Linked DNA regions of Homo sapiens: all the other regions are linked to region 3. The links are chromatin contacts, found by Hi-C in ENCODE. All regions are on one chromosome and are shown on one strand. The core of a region is the stretch at or near the end of the contact, and the rest is flanking DNA. Distances in the headings are between cores, read along the strand shown.

Region 1 (3,014 bases), core at 129-2,628, 1.0 Mb after region 3:
ATGGTTTCAGTGGCATCAAATTAACATAGAAAGTATGCAAGCTGAGTACTTGGGAAAATAAAGCAGATTGATCAGGAGTTCTAAGATGAAAGACAATGGTGTAAACCTCATAGTGCACTATTTGTTCCAGTCATTAAACACACAGGAAATAAGATTTTCTATTTAGAAAACTAACTCACAAGGGGCAATGACTTCATTAAAACAAAGAAAATCTTATTAAAACAACGATCAATTGTAAAATAAGAAAACCAGTACTGCAGAATTGGAAGGTGAAACAAACAGACGAGGAAAACGCAGAAACTGCCTGGATATTTATTTGTTCCTTGAACCTCTTCTTGTACTGCCCCCAGAGAGCAAAGGAGTTTCATTATTTATACGCCCAGACCACGGTAGATGCTCTGCGCGGGGGCACAGCCTCACCAGAATTCTACCAAAGGCGGTAAACACTATAAGCAACAGGACCGCTTTCATTATGACACACTTTCCCCTCTTTCCAGGAGGTCAATAGAAAGCATCTGAAACAAACCACAAACCACTCAAGACGGCCCCAAAGCTCTGCGGTTGGCAGCTGGCCTCGGCGTCGAAAGACCTGGGTCTGGTCGCCTCCCCGGTGCCACCTGCGTGACCTTGGGCAAGTCGCTTTCAACGCTGCCTCTGGCCACCTGCCCCGAAGGTGCGGAGGTAAATCGCGGACACCGCCCGACTTCAGGGCCCAGGGCGGAGCCGGCTTCGGCCTCGGCAAGTCCTGAAGCCAAAATGCATTAAACACCAGGAAAGGATGCCCGGGGACGCGCGCCCCGCGGGCACAGCCCTGGAGGGAGGCGCTCCGACCGGCGCCACCGGGAATCCCCGGGCAGCTGCGCGCACCGCGCCCCGAGCGGGATTTCTCGGGGGGCGGAGACGCCGAGGAGCTCGTCGGCCCCGCGACCGCCGCGGGCCTCCCGCCCTCCCCCGCCGGGCGCCGCTGAGGGCTGACGTCGGGAAAACAATCGGGGACCCACGGGAAGAAGACGCCGCCCCCTCCCGCTGCCCCAAGCCAGGGCAGGTGAGCCGGCCCGGCGGCCTCCAGGTGCTGTGGCGCGTGGCGCGGACGTGCGCAGAGGGGGCGCCGGCTCCGCACTCACCAGCACCCACCGCCCCTCTGCGGACGCCTCCCCGCTCGCCACAGCGGGAACCGCGCTCCAGCAGCCCGGCAGCCCCGCAGCCGCCGCCACCTCGCGCCTGGCCCCGTCCACCACCCCTGCTCCAGCGCGGCCGCGTTCTTCAAGCTAAACTTTACCGCGGCCTCGGCCCGGAGCACCCGCGCCGCCGCGGCCCCGGCTCCCACAGAGGCTCGGCTGCCCGGAGCGGCGTCCGCGACGGCCAGCCCGCGCACTGCGCACGCGTCCCCACGCTGCCTCAGCCCTCAGACGGCGGCTGAGATTCCGGAGCGGGCGCTCCCAGCCCGCAGAGACTACGAGTCCCGGCAGGCCCCGCGCGGGTCCCTGCGGCGTGGCGGGCCGAGTTTCTGGCGTCTTCCTGGTTCCAGCGGCGGCGGCCTCGGCGCGCCGGGGAGGCCTGCGCGCGGAGCTCTGGGCCGCCGCGCCGCGGTGCTTCCTGGTATTCGTAGTTTTTGACCACCACTGGGCTTGGCTCGGAGGTAGAACTCCGGGTTCTCTGATGTCATCGCCTAGAGCTGCGAGGAACAGGGATCTTTAAAAATAGGCTTCGTTAGTTTGCAGATAATTTGTTTGCAAGCTGTCCCATAATCGGTCCAAGTGTCACAAATTTACAGGCTGCGGTGTGACCTGGAGAAAAACGCTTTACAGCTCTGCGCGCCAATTTTTCGCTCTTCTCTCTCCCTGCAAATGTAGCTCCACTGCCTACTTACAATGGTGTTAATAGTACAGGAGGGTAAGAGAGACTTAAAGAAGGGTTAGTCGAAATTCTTTCAGCAACGGTGGAGCATAAATATGTATTCTGGTAAATATTCGTTGAGTGTTTAGCAATTTCTCGAGCACTTAACTGTGTGCCAAGTACGCGATAGGCAACCCGGCATTCATCTGAGAAAGAGACACTGTCACTGCCCTTATGGAGCCTGCAGCTTGGGGGAAACTCGTCCGCAAACTAGCAAAATCGTTCCAGATTTTAATAGAATGGCCAGACTGAGAAAGTTCAAGAGACAGTAGCGGTGGCGGGGACGGGGGGAGGCTCTTCAGAGAGAGTGGCAAGGCAAGTTCTCTGAGGATGTGATATCTGAGCTGAAACCTGAAGAATGAGAAATATTCAGACAGGCAAAGAACTGGGAAAGAATTACATGCCACGCCTTTCACAGCGCATGCCACTCTAGGCTCTTAATAAATATTTGTTCTTTTTGTGTGCTTCTTCCTTTCCTCTCCTTGCACAACCTTAGATCACATCCTATCCCCTTCAAACCCTTTAAAAAATCTTTATCAACATCTTTTAGAATATCCTTCCTATGTGAAAATGTACATGAAACAAATGTCCAGTGGTAAGACAAGCTGTACAGCTGCTAGGACAGAAGACACAACCCTGGTGACAGGCTGGAATCTATCTACTTTGCCACTTTCTTTATTTGCGAACTGGGTTAGAAGTCTGGGGGCTCAGCCTGGCCTCCTGACTTGTTTCTCTTCATGGGGCATCATACAGGATTTTGAGTTTGTCTTTATTAAAATCTTAGAGGAAGCCTACCTGTTATCTGAATCAGAGGTGTAGTGAAGAACAGCCCTAGATTTTCCTGTGTAGACTTACCTATGTGACTTTATGCAGAGAGTGACACTTTGCCCTTCTGACCCTCAGTGACCTCGACTGTAAATGAGTGTCATCCACCCTGCCTGCCTTGCAGAATGTTCTCAGAGTCTGATAAATTGATGGAGGTGAAAACATCTTGCAAACTGCATAGAACGGCTCTCTGACTGCCTCTTTGAGACTTAGCATTTTCAATTGCCTTTCATCCAACGTGATATTTTGGTTATCTTTTGAGAAACCTTAGCTATGCAGCCTTGCTGACATCT
Region 2 (3,041 bases), core at 308-2,807, 1.2 Mb before region 3:
TGTCCAGGAGGCCTGACAAGGGTGTCTCAGAGCTAAGAGTGAGGTGGGGTCCTGTGCCCCCCAACCAAAAGAGACATCTTCCCTGTGTGCACATGTGTGGGCGGTTGCAACCCAGAAATAGGAGAGGGGCGCACTGCGTCTCCTGCCCCTCGGCCTTGGATCCTTACAGTCTCCTGGTGGTCTGGCCCCCATCTGGATCTGGATGTGTGAAGAGCTGGGGTGGGGCAGGGCTGGGCTAACTGAACCCCAATTTTCTTCCATTGGGGGGCAGGGCTGGGCTAACTGAACCCCCTTTCCTTCCAGTGGGTGGTGCCCAGGGCCCAGAGCCTGCCCCGGCTGACCTGTCCTCTGGCTAGTAAGGACAAAAGTCTCTCCTCGCAGAAGGAGGCACTCACTGAGCCAGTCCCCCAGGGCTCTGAGCCCTAGTGGGTAAACCGAGGCACAGGAAGGGATCTGCCCAAGGTCTCACACACCCCCAGGAGCCACAGACTCACTGGAAATAGGCCTGCCTGCTGCCCACAACCCAGAGCTCTCCACCAGCCAGTGGGCAGGCCCCGGGATGCAGGTGAGGCTCCTCTAGCTAGCAGACTTGTGGCCTCCAGGACATCAGCGATACCACAATGGGCCCACACCTCTGCAGTAAGCCAGCTGTGGGTGGCGTCTCTATGTGCTCTGCACAGCGCGCCATGGGGTGCGCACCATGATCTGCTTCTCTGAGATGAGGAGAGAGACCCCCAGAGATGAACAGCCATGCTCAAAGTCACAGCCAGAAGTGGCAGAGCTGGGGTTTAAACCTGGTTCGTCTCCCTCGCACAAGAATCGAAATCTGGGCTCACGTCAGCAGATCCTCCCTGGGCACGTGGGGCATAGCCTGCATCTGGGTGTCTCTGGTGGGCTGGTTGACTCTGGCTAGACCCGGAGGCCTGTAGGCAGGGGTCTCCACTCCCACCCACCCCCGGATGGAGCTGGGGCACTACGAAGAGGCAGTGCAGCGGAGGACGGGGCACAGCACACATGGAGGTCAACGGGACCTGGAGAAGGAGTGGTGCATGCTGCGAGTGCACGCAGGGCCTGGTAGCCCACGGCCTCCCCATGGCTGGTGCTCCACGTGGGGCCACCCAGATGCCTGCATTCCTTGGGATCTGCAGCCTGGTGGTCAACAGGACCCGGGGAGCCAGGCCTGAGGCAAGGGCGTGTGCCAGCCAGGCAGAGAGCAGTGGGGCCTGGCGGGGAAGGGTTTTTGCCGTGAACCTTGGCACCCACCAGTCTCTGTCCACAGGGAGGAAACGGGGCTTATTTACGGCTGGGTTTAGCCAGGTGGCACTCTGTCAACCAGAACCGACACCATGGCGCCAGCTATTTCCTGCGCGGTTCTCACTGCCCCACTGACTGCGGGCACCGCAGGGGCTGAGAACAGAGGTGGGACGCACTGAGAGGGACTGGTGGTGACGCTTGGCCGCCCACCAGCGGGTTGGTGGTCTCCAGAGACTCCCTCACGTGGCAAATGCGGTACCTTGAACCCCCAATCCTGGCTGGAGTGTGGGGCAAGTGCTCACCCGCCTGTCTCAGGCCCTCACCCAATTCACGTACGTAAGGCCCCCCGGTCAAGCGCACATAGAACTTTTCAAACCTAGGAGCTGGAAACCTGGCTTCTTGAGAAAATCTGAAAGATCCCACAATATGGGCCGACAAACCATGGGCAGCACTGCGCTGCAGCGTGTGACGCGGCAGCTGCTTCCTTGAAAGGGGCAAGGCGGGCCCAGCCTGCCACACTCCCACTATTCTCTAATGTCTCCCTGTTCCCACGCCAGGCACACGTCACTCTAGTGCACTTCCCCCTACCCCTGGGGGTGTCTCTGAATCTGCTGCCCTGCCCTAAAGCTTTAGCTCCCTGGGCCTCATTCCCTAAGAACAAGTCACCTCCTCCAGGAAGTCTTCCCTGAAACCTTCCTCCCTCCAACCCTTGCCTCCTCAGTTAGGTGCCCACTCTGCACTCCACGGTAACTGTGTGGACCCCATCAAAGCACCCATCAATCTGCCACAATTGTTTGGTTACCTGTGTGCTGCCACCTCCACACTGAGATCCCTGAGATCAGGGACATTCCGTTAGTGGCCTCATGGCCTTGGCTCCTAATGAGCACACAAGCAGGCAGCCTCCTTCCTACTGACCACTGGGGACTGTGGGTTATCGCCTGGCATTGGCTTCCTGTGAGCCTCGGCCCTCCTAGAAATCTGGGCTGGGGGGCAGTCCCTCCCCATGAGTGGAGGAATGATGGGCAGACAGGCAGGCCCCTGGGGCTCAGGGCCTTGGCGCCCTGGCCTGAGCTCACCCTCCTGGTCCTCCCTAGAGTCCAGCTCCATCCAGCACGAGGGGCCACATGCACTTCACCTCCTCCGGGGAGGCCCCACTGCGTGAGACCCCGGGCACCTAGGTTGCAGCACCCAGATACAGAGAATTTCCTTCTGGAGACCAACTGCCCTGGATGGAACAACCTCTCCCCACATCCAGACTGAGAGGTGTGGGCATGCTGGCCACCCCACCCAGGCCAACACCCAGATCGAGCCAGCCCTGTTTCTGGCCAGTGAAGCTGAGCCCTAAGAGGCGAGCCCCCCACCCTGCCCCAGTCGCCTGCAGCCCTCTGTGCCTTTGGCGAAGCAGGCACCAGTGCCCCAGGGCAGGGGCCTAGGAAGAGCTGCAGGTGCCAGTAACAGAAACAAAAGCTCACAGAAGCCGGGGCTGCGCCAAACCAGCAACCCAGGATCCTGGAGGTCTGACAGGGGACCCATCACTGCGAGGGGCCGCGCTACCAACAAGGCCAGACCCTGTCTCCCTAATGTGGCCCACAGGGGGGCCTTGGAGCTGGCCTCTGCTTACCCACCAGCTGCCCCCTCTCCCCGCTCCCGAGCACTCATGTCCCCAACTGCCCCTGCCTCACTTGGTGCCTTTCTCTGCCACCTCCTCTGCCTGGAACACCCTCTCACTCCCTCACTCCGCAAAAGCCCCAACTCAGAGATCCCTGCCCTGTGGTCTTCAGGACCTA
Region 3 (3,102 bases), core at 72-2,571:
CGGGGTGTGTGGTCGGGTCAGCAGTGGGAAGTGGAGGCAGGAGCTGGGTTGCAGAGGGCTTGCCTGGAGGGTCGTGGTTGAGATTGAAACCATAGCTCTGAGGCCCAAGAATCAGCTGTCAGAAGTCCCCAGGTTGGAGAGTGGCTGATCAGATCTTTCCACTGCAGGTTATGATTCTTTCTTTTACGTTCTATGGTTGAGCTATACCTTCTCCCTCCGGGACCCTGAGAATTCCTGAGGCCAGAGCCAGTTCTTGTCTCAACTGTGAATCCCCCTTAAACCAGGCCCCATGGCTGTGTGCTTTACACGCGTTAGGTCACATTGTGTCACTTCAGCCCCTGCCAGTGCTCTGGGATAGGCACAGTCTCTGCCTTTATTGAAGGTAACTAAAGCTCAGAAAGTAAATCATGTGCCTAAGGCCACAGAGCTAATATAACACGGAGTCAAGACTCAGACGCACCCAGTGGTGTCCCCGTGAATGTTTAGCCAGTTCTCTGGGAAAAGAGAACTGATTGTTAGTGTTTGCCAATTTCTGTGGTGTAAATACTCCCACCATGGCTGATTCCAAGCTGCCAGCATGAGCTCATGGAAGGCAGAGTTGGGGAGCAACCATTATACAGTATTTCCACCAGAAGGATATTACAGACATAAATAACCTCAAAAGCATAGATCAAGAGTTGGCAAACTTGACCTGGGCTATGGGCCAAATCTAGTGCTACATGTTTATAAATAGTTTTACAGGAGTACAGCCATGCCCATTCTTTGATGCATTGTCTGTGGCTCCTTTTACCTTAAAACAGCAGACCTGAATAGTGTGTCAGAGACAAGAAAGCCTAAAATACTTACTATCTGCACTTTCATAGAAAAACTTTGGAAACCTCTGATACAGATGGTAATACAATGTTATAAAATAATTAGAAAATGATGAGTTTTGAGTATTTATTTTCTGTTTTTGATATAATTTATTTAATTGCAATTTTCTACAATTTCATTTTTAATATATGTTTAAAAACCAGCTGCAAAACACTTACAAATTTAGCAATCCGCTTTTGCAAGCTGGAAATATCCCACTCCGGCACACCACTGAATTACGTCTGCCTCCAAATCATGTGCTCTTTTCTTGACACATTTTCTGAATGAATGAAAGCATGCATGCATGAACAGACAAGTGGTCAGACCGAAAGAGAAGGGCCCTTGGCCTGCATGTTGGGAAATGTTGCAGACTTCAGCAAGAGCACAGATGCCTTCACCAAAGGCCTGATGACTGTAAGAATGAAACTCAGCTGACCTATTTAAAGCAGTTAGAGGAAGAATGGAGACTTAGCAGGTGAGAGAGGGAAACTAGAGAAGGGGCCTTCATAGGGCAATCAGGCCTAATTTTCCACGAGCAGAACCAGGATCAACAGGGCACCACAAAAGGTCTGTGTCCACCTCAGTGCAAGGCCTGTAGGCCCCATTGTCAATAGAAATGAAAGTCTAATTAATAGACACTGTTTTGCCCCATGCTGAATGCACTAAAATCTAACTTGGTTCTTTAAGAAGTGGAGGAGCAGAAGTGGCTTGTGTGAGGACCTTAAATTTTTCTTTAGTAGAAACCTTTATGCCTAACAGGAAATCATTTGAAGTGAAAATCACATAAGCAGAATTATCAGGTCTAAGAGCATGTGACTTGACCCTGTCTTTGGCAAGGGCTGTCTTGGGAATAAAGATGCCTACACTTGAGGTGCTATGCACAAACACAAACACACACATGCACACATTCACACAAATACACACACACACACACACACACACACACACACACACACACACACGCCACGTTAATACTGGGCCTGCCTATTCCCCCCAGTCATGATAGTTCCTGTTGCTTCTCACCCTATTCTATCCCCCTAAAAATACCCCGACACAGTGAAAGACACAGGCCAGAAGTTGAACACACGCTACAGAACCCTGAAAGGGAGATGGGGGCCTTAGAGAAGGCAGAGGACATTTGCAGAATCCTGAGCATGCTGGGAAAGGATGGTCGCACAGCTATTCCCCAAGATTATTCGGTGTGGCTTTTCGGGTACTGGCCCAGCCAAGAGGTTCAACTGAAAGAGAAAGAGAATTTCCAGTTTTGGGTTGTGTGTTTTTTTTGTTTTGTTTTTGTTTTTGTTTTTTTGCCAGGACACTTTCCCCTTGTCCTTGCTTTGCCCTTTCCTGTTGTGGAGGGGGCCACTCTCTGGCTTCAAGATGTGCCTCCTCTCTGTGGACCTGCACTGCACCTTGGATGGGACACCCAAAGCTGCTTGTCCCCAGGCAATTTTGCCTTCAGATGTCCTCAGCCATGACAGCCTGGTGCCCAAGCCCACTCAGGTGCCACCCTGCCATCTCACCAGCTTATCCTGGGGCACTCCCTACAGGGAAAACACACAGACAAAGGGCACCTTAGCTCCCTGGCCCTGGACTGCAGGGGCTGTCATTGGAGCCCTGCACATACGTGAGCCATGGATGCATCTTCACAAAACCACAGTCAGAAGGAGAAGGGGACTAGCCCAAGGTCACTCCATTGAGTTGAAGTAAAACCAGGCCAGGACTCCAGGTCTCCTGTCTGCCAGGCCTCCCAGAAACCAAACAGAACCCAGCTGCCAGGAGGAAATTGTCCTCTCCCTTCCTACTTTCATATTTTTCACTAATGATGGACGTCATCAACACAAACTTTCAAAACAATACAAAGGGCACAGTTATTGTTTCTTATGGAAGGGGTGAGAAGGAAAGAGAAACTTTATACATAATAATTTTTGCTATCAAATGAGAGATGCCGGTGACAAGCAGAGGCCAGAGTGTGGCACATTTAATTTAAGCCGTGGCAGCGAGGGGCAGCCTCCATTACAGCCATAATAAATTACATACAAGTGCCACCGAACAATAACAAAAACTGTGGGCCATCTATTTCAGTTCCATTTACAAGAAATCAATATCAATACTTAATGCAATACTGGTGAAAAATGAGCAGAGATACAGAAAGCATAATAAACCAGGAATGGAAGCCTCTCAGCATTTCACTTTGGAAGAAAAAACTAACTGTCTATATTTTCATGTTAAGGGATATTTCATTGAAAC
Region 4 (3,185 bases), core at 563-3,062, 1.3 Mb before region 3:
TCACTGCAACCTCCGCTTCTCGGACTCAAGCGATCTTCCCACCCCAACCTCCCGAGTAGCTGGGTCCACAGGCATGCACCACCATGCCCAGCTAATTTTTTTGTATTTTTGGTAGAGATGGGATTTTGCCATGTTTCCCAGGCTGGTTTTGAACTCCTGAGCTCAAGCCATCCGCCCGTCTTGGCCTCCCAAAGTGCTGGGATGACAGGTGTGAGCCACCGCACCCGGCCCAGATTTCTGAACTTTAGCGGTCCCAGTTATTTTATCATGCTATTTTTATCAAGATATTTTAATAATACCCTCTGCCTTTTAGTGCATTTTAATTTAGTTTTTATTTCACTCATCCATCAGTTGTTAATAGTTTTCACTTCCATGGGAGGGGACTGTGGCTTATGTATGTTCATGTCTTCAGCCCCTACCATCATCCCAGCAGTCACAAAGTAGTCACTCAGTAAGGGTTTGTTGAATGAATGAGTACAGTTGCCTGCCACGCAGGCTTTTGTCAGGACTGGTGGCATGCTGTTAACTGTTCATCCAGCACACTGGAAACTGGGTTTTGGTGCTTCAATGTCAACCTCTGACCAGTACTTGTTAAATTTCATCAATTCTGATCCCATCCAGTTATTCAGTCGGATAGGGTTTCTTTTTTTGTTTTTACATTTTATGACTTAAAAAAAAATTATTTTCGAAGCTAGGACCTCACTTTATTGCCCAGGCTGGAGGCAGTGGTGTGATCATGGCTGACTGCAGCCTTGGCTTGCCTAAGTGATTCTCTTGCTTCCGCCTCCTGAGTATCTGGGGCTGCAGGCACATGCCACCATGCCTGGCTAATTTATTTTTTGTCAAGACGAGGTCTCACTATATTGCCTAGGCTGGTATTATTATTATTTTTAAGTCTGAGAACATATCTATGCCACCTCCCTTGGGTCTGCTCCTGATCGAGGTGGCCAGTGTTGGTGGTTTGTTTGTTTTTTTTTTTTTTTTTAGATGAAGTCTCTCTTTTGTCACCCAGGCTGGAGTGCAATGGCGCGATCTCGGCTCACTGCAACCTCCACCTCCCAGGTTCAAGCAATTCTCCTGCCTCAGCCTCCCAAGTAGCTGGGATTACAGGCGCCCGCCACCACACCCTGCTAATTTTTGTATTTTTAGTAGAGACAGGGTTTCACCATATTGGCCAGGCTGGTCTCGAACTCCTTACCTCAGGTGATCTGCCTGCCTTGGCCTCCCAAAGTGCTGGGATTACAGGCGTGAGCCACTGTGCCCGGCCGTGTTGGTTTTTTGATGTGTAACTTTTCCTTCTCCTGCACATTTTTGAACTCCATCCAGATGACACTGGGGAAGAACCCCTTTCCACAGCGAGGTGAAGGCCAGTCCACATTTGGTTTGGGAGGTGCATGGAGGAGTGCTCAGAGGCCTGGCTTTAGAGTTTTGCTGCTGACTTAGTGAATGAGCTTCCTGAGAGCAAGGGAAGTACAACCAAGCCTGGTTCAGATGGCTCCACTAGGGGGACAGTGACAGCTATAGCCGCAGCTGGTGTACTTGGCAGTCTTTCAAGCATTTTGGGGTGTGCTGCGGACAAACAATAGAATGAATCTTTGTTTCTGGAGCCTGGGCCATTTCTAACGAGGAAGATGATTACTCATTTTTGGAAGTTGGGTTAACTCTTCCAGAGTCTTTTGACTCTCGCTTAGATCTGTAACGAAAAGCCGAGAAGAGTTCACCTTGGCATCCCAAGGTGTTTGCTTTAAAGCCGGGTGACTCTGGTTGGCTGTGTCATTTCCTCTTTAACACCCCTCCACCCAGGTCTTTGCCCTAAGTCAGGAGGCCTGATTGTCATATCCAGAGTGCTTAGAAGGAAGTGGGGCAAGTGTTTGCAAATGAGGTGCCCCTTTCTTCTCCTGTTCCCCCACCCCCATGGCATGCCAAAAAATAAAGAAGGAGCTCAAGACCCGTTGAGCAGCTGTTCCTCCAAACTTCTTAGATTAATTCCGTGGCCAGTTCTAAGTAATTTAAAGCCAAATGCCTGGACTTAGCTTTGAATTAGGACTTCATGAAGCCTTTCTTCGTCTTCTTCCTTCTTTCTTCTTCTTCTTTTTTTTTATTTTTTTTGTGAGACAGGATCTTTCTCTGTCACTTAAGCTGTAGTGAAGTGTTGCTATCATAGCTCACTGCAGCCTTGACCTTCCTGGCTCCCTACTCAGCCTCCTGTGTAGCTGGGACCACAGGTGTATGCCACCATACCTGGCTATTTTTTAAATTTTTTATAGAGATGGGGATTTCTCCATGTTGCCCAGCTGGTCTTGAACTCTTGGGCTCAAGCATTTCACCTGCGTCAGCCTGCCCAAGTGCAGGGATTATAGGCGTGAGCCACTGCGCCTGGCGGTGAAGCCCTTCTTTGCAGAAATCTCTTTCTCTGCCTTAAGAGGCAAGAATCTGGTGCTATTTTGATCTGTGAATAGACAGATGGCTGTTGTTACACATGCAGCGGCTCCCCCGCCATTGTGCTGTGGCTGGTGGTGGGAGTAGTCTTACTAGAATTTATCCTGCCCTCCAGAACCCTCCCCTGCAGTAGGAGTCAGGTAGATAGCTTTGGCTGTTTGACCTGAGAGGTGCCACAGAGCTCGGGTATACTTGTCATGTGACAGACCCGCCTGGCAGCTTAGAGTCCCTCCAGTTTTGTTTTGGCAGATGATGGCATTCTCGAATGTGTGGTGGAGCTTGCAGCGCGATGTGGGGGTAGAAGGGAGAAGGCGGAAGGCTTACCATGTGATTGATGAGCCTGTCTGATTAATTTCTACAACAGACCCTGTAGGTTGGTAGATATGACTCAGTCAGATCAGGAAGGGGGAAGTCCTGAAGTGTGAGCTGAGGTTAGGATGTGACCTCTGATGAGTGGGTGGCACATGGGCAACCTGGTGCCTCTCGTGCCTATAGCAGTTCTTACAGAGCTTGTTGGGACCTTCTTGCATCACCTGTCATGTCCCAGTGTGATATAGTCTTAGACCGGTGTGTTGGGGCTACCAGCCTGCAGGCCTCCTAGATAAAGAGATCACTGCCCTCGCAGCTGTGTTCCAAGGCCCAGCTGCTGAGAGATTACCTTCCCTCTGTGCAGTGTCTTTGGGGGTTCTGTGAGAGCTGTAGACACCAACAGGAATGCTTCTCCCTGCCTGCTGAGTGACTGGAGC

What was found. A loop is a pair of places that touch in the nucleus more often than their neighbours do. Pooled maps may share reads with other maps.
Region 1: a loop to region 3 is called in a pooled map, with 8 times the contacts of the local background. The contact joins the promoter of PLEKHA1 here to the enhancer-like site in region 3. A Hi-C loop is called at or near these places in 6 of 37 single-sample maps with no recorded cell type and 5 of 50 pooled maps.
Region 2: a loop to region 3 is called in a pooled map, with 4 times the contacts of the local background. The contact joins two enhancer-like sites. A Hi-C loop is called at or near these places in 1 of 168 maps with a recorded cell type or tissue (OCI-LY7), 1 of 37 single-sample maps with no recorded cell type and 5 of 50 pooled maps.
Region 4: a loop to region 3 is called in a map of GM12878, with 2.6 times the contacts of the local background. The contact joins two enhancer-like sites. A Hi-C loop is called at or near these places in 1 of 168 maps with a recorded cell type or tissue (GM12878), 7 of 37 single-sample maps with no recorded cell type and 4 of 50 pooled maps.

What each region holds. Positions count from the first base shown.
Region 1 is chr10:122,373,072-122,376,085 of GRCh38, reverse strand. PLEKHA1 (pleckstrin homology domain containing A1) reads right to left here and starts at 1,378. Exons shown (of 12, transcript NM_001001974.4): 1 at 1,280-1,378. RefSeq lists silencers at 771-970, 981-1,140, 1,161-1,230, 1,271-1,380, 1,521-1,670.
Region 2 is chr10:124,599,952-124,602,992 of GRCh38, reverse strand. The region is part of intron 6 of LHPP (phospholysine phosphohistidine inorganic pyrophosphate phosphatase); the gene reads right to left. Among named protein-coding and RNA genes, the nearest start is that of FAM53B-AS1, 100 kb to the left of the region's middle. Within about 2 kb of position 1,557, at least 3 of the 41 ENCODE cell types and tissues checked have a DNase peak (open chromatin) inside an H3K27ac peak, as active enhancers do; they include OCI-LY7, where a contact is called at or near this core.
Region 3 is chr10:123,396,535-123,399,636 of GRCh38, reverse strand. All of the region lies in intron 6 of LINC02641 (long intergenic non-protein coding RNA 2641), which reads right to left. Among named protein-coding and RNA genes, the nearest start is that of LINC02641, 50 kb to the right of the region's middle. RefSeq lists an enhancer at 1,243-1,552. Within about 2 kb of position 1,321, at least 2 of the 41 ENCODE cell types and tissues checked have a DNase peak (open chromatin) inside an H3K27ac peak, as active enhancers do; they include GM12878 and OCI-LY7, where a contact is called at or near this core.
Region 4 is chr10:124,717,963-124,721,147 of GRCh38, reverse strand. All of the region lies in intron 1 of FAM53B (family with sequence similarity 53 member B), which reads left to right. Among named protein-coding and RNA genes, the nearest start is that of FAM53B-AS1, 16 kb to the right of the region's middle. Within about 2 kb of position 1,812, at least 33 of the 41 ENCODE cell types and tissues checked have a DNase peak (open chromatin) inside an H3K27ac peak, as active enhancers do; they include GM12878, where a contact is called at or near this core.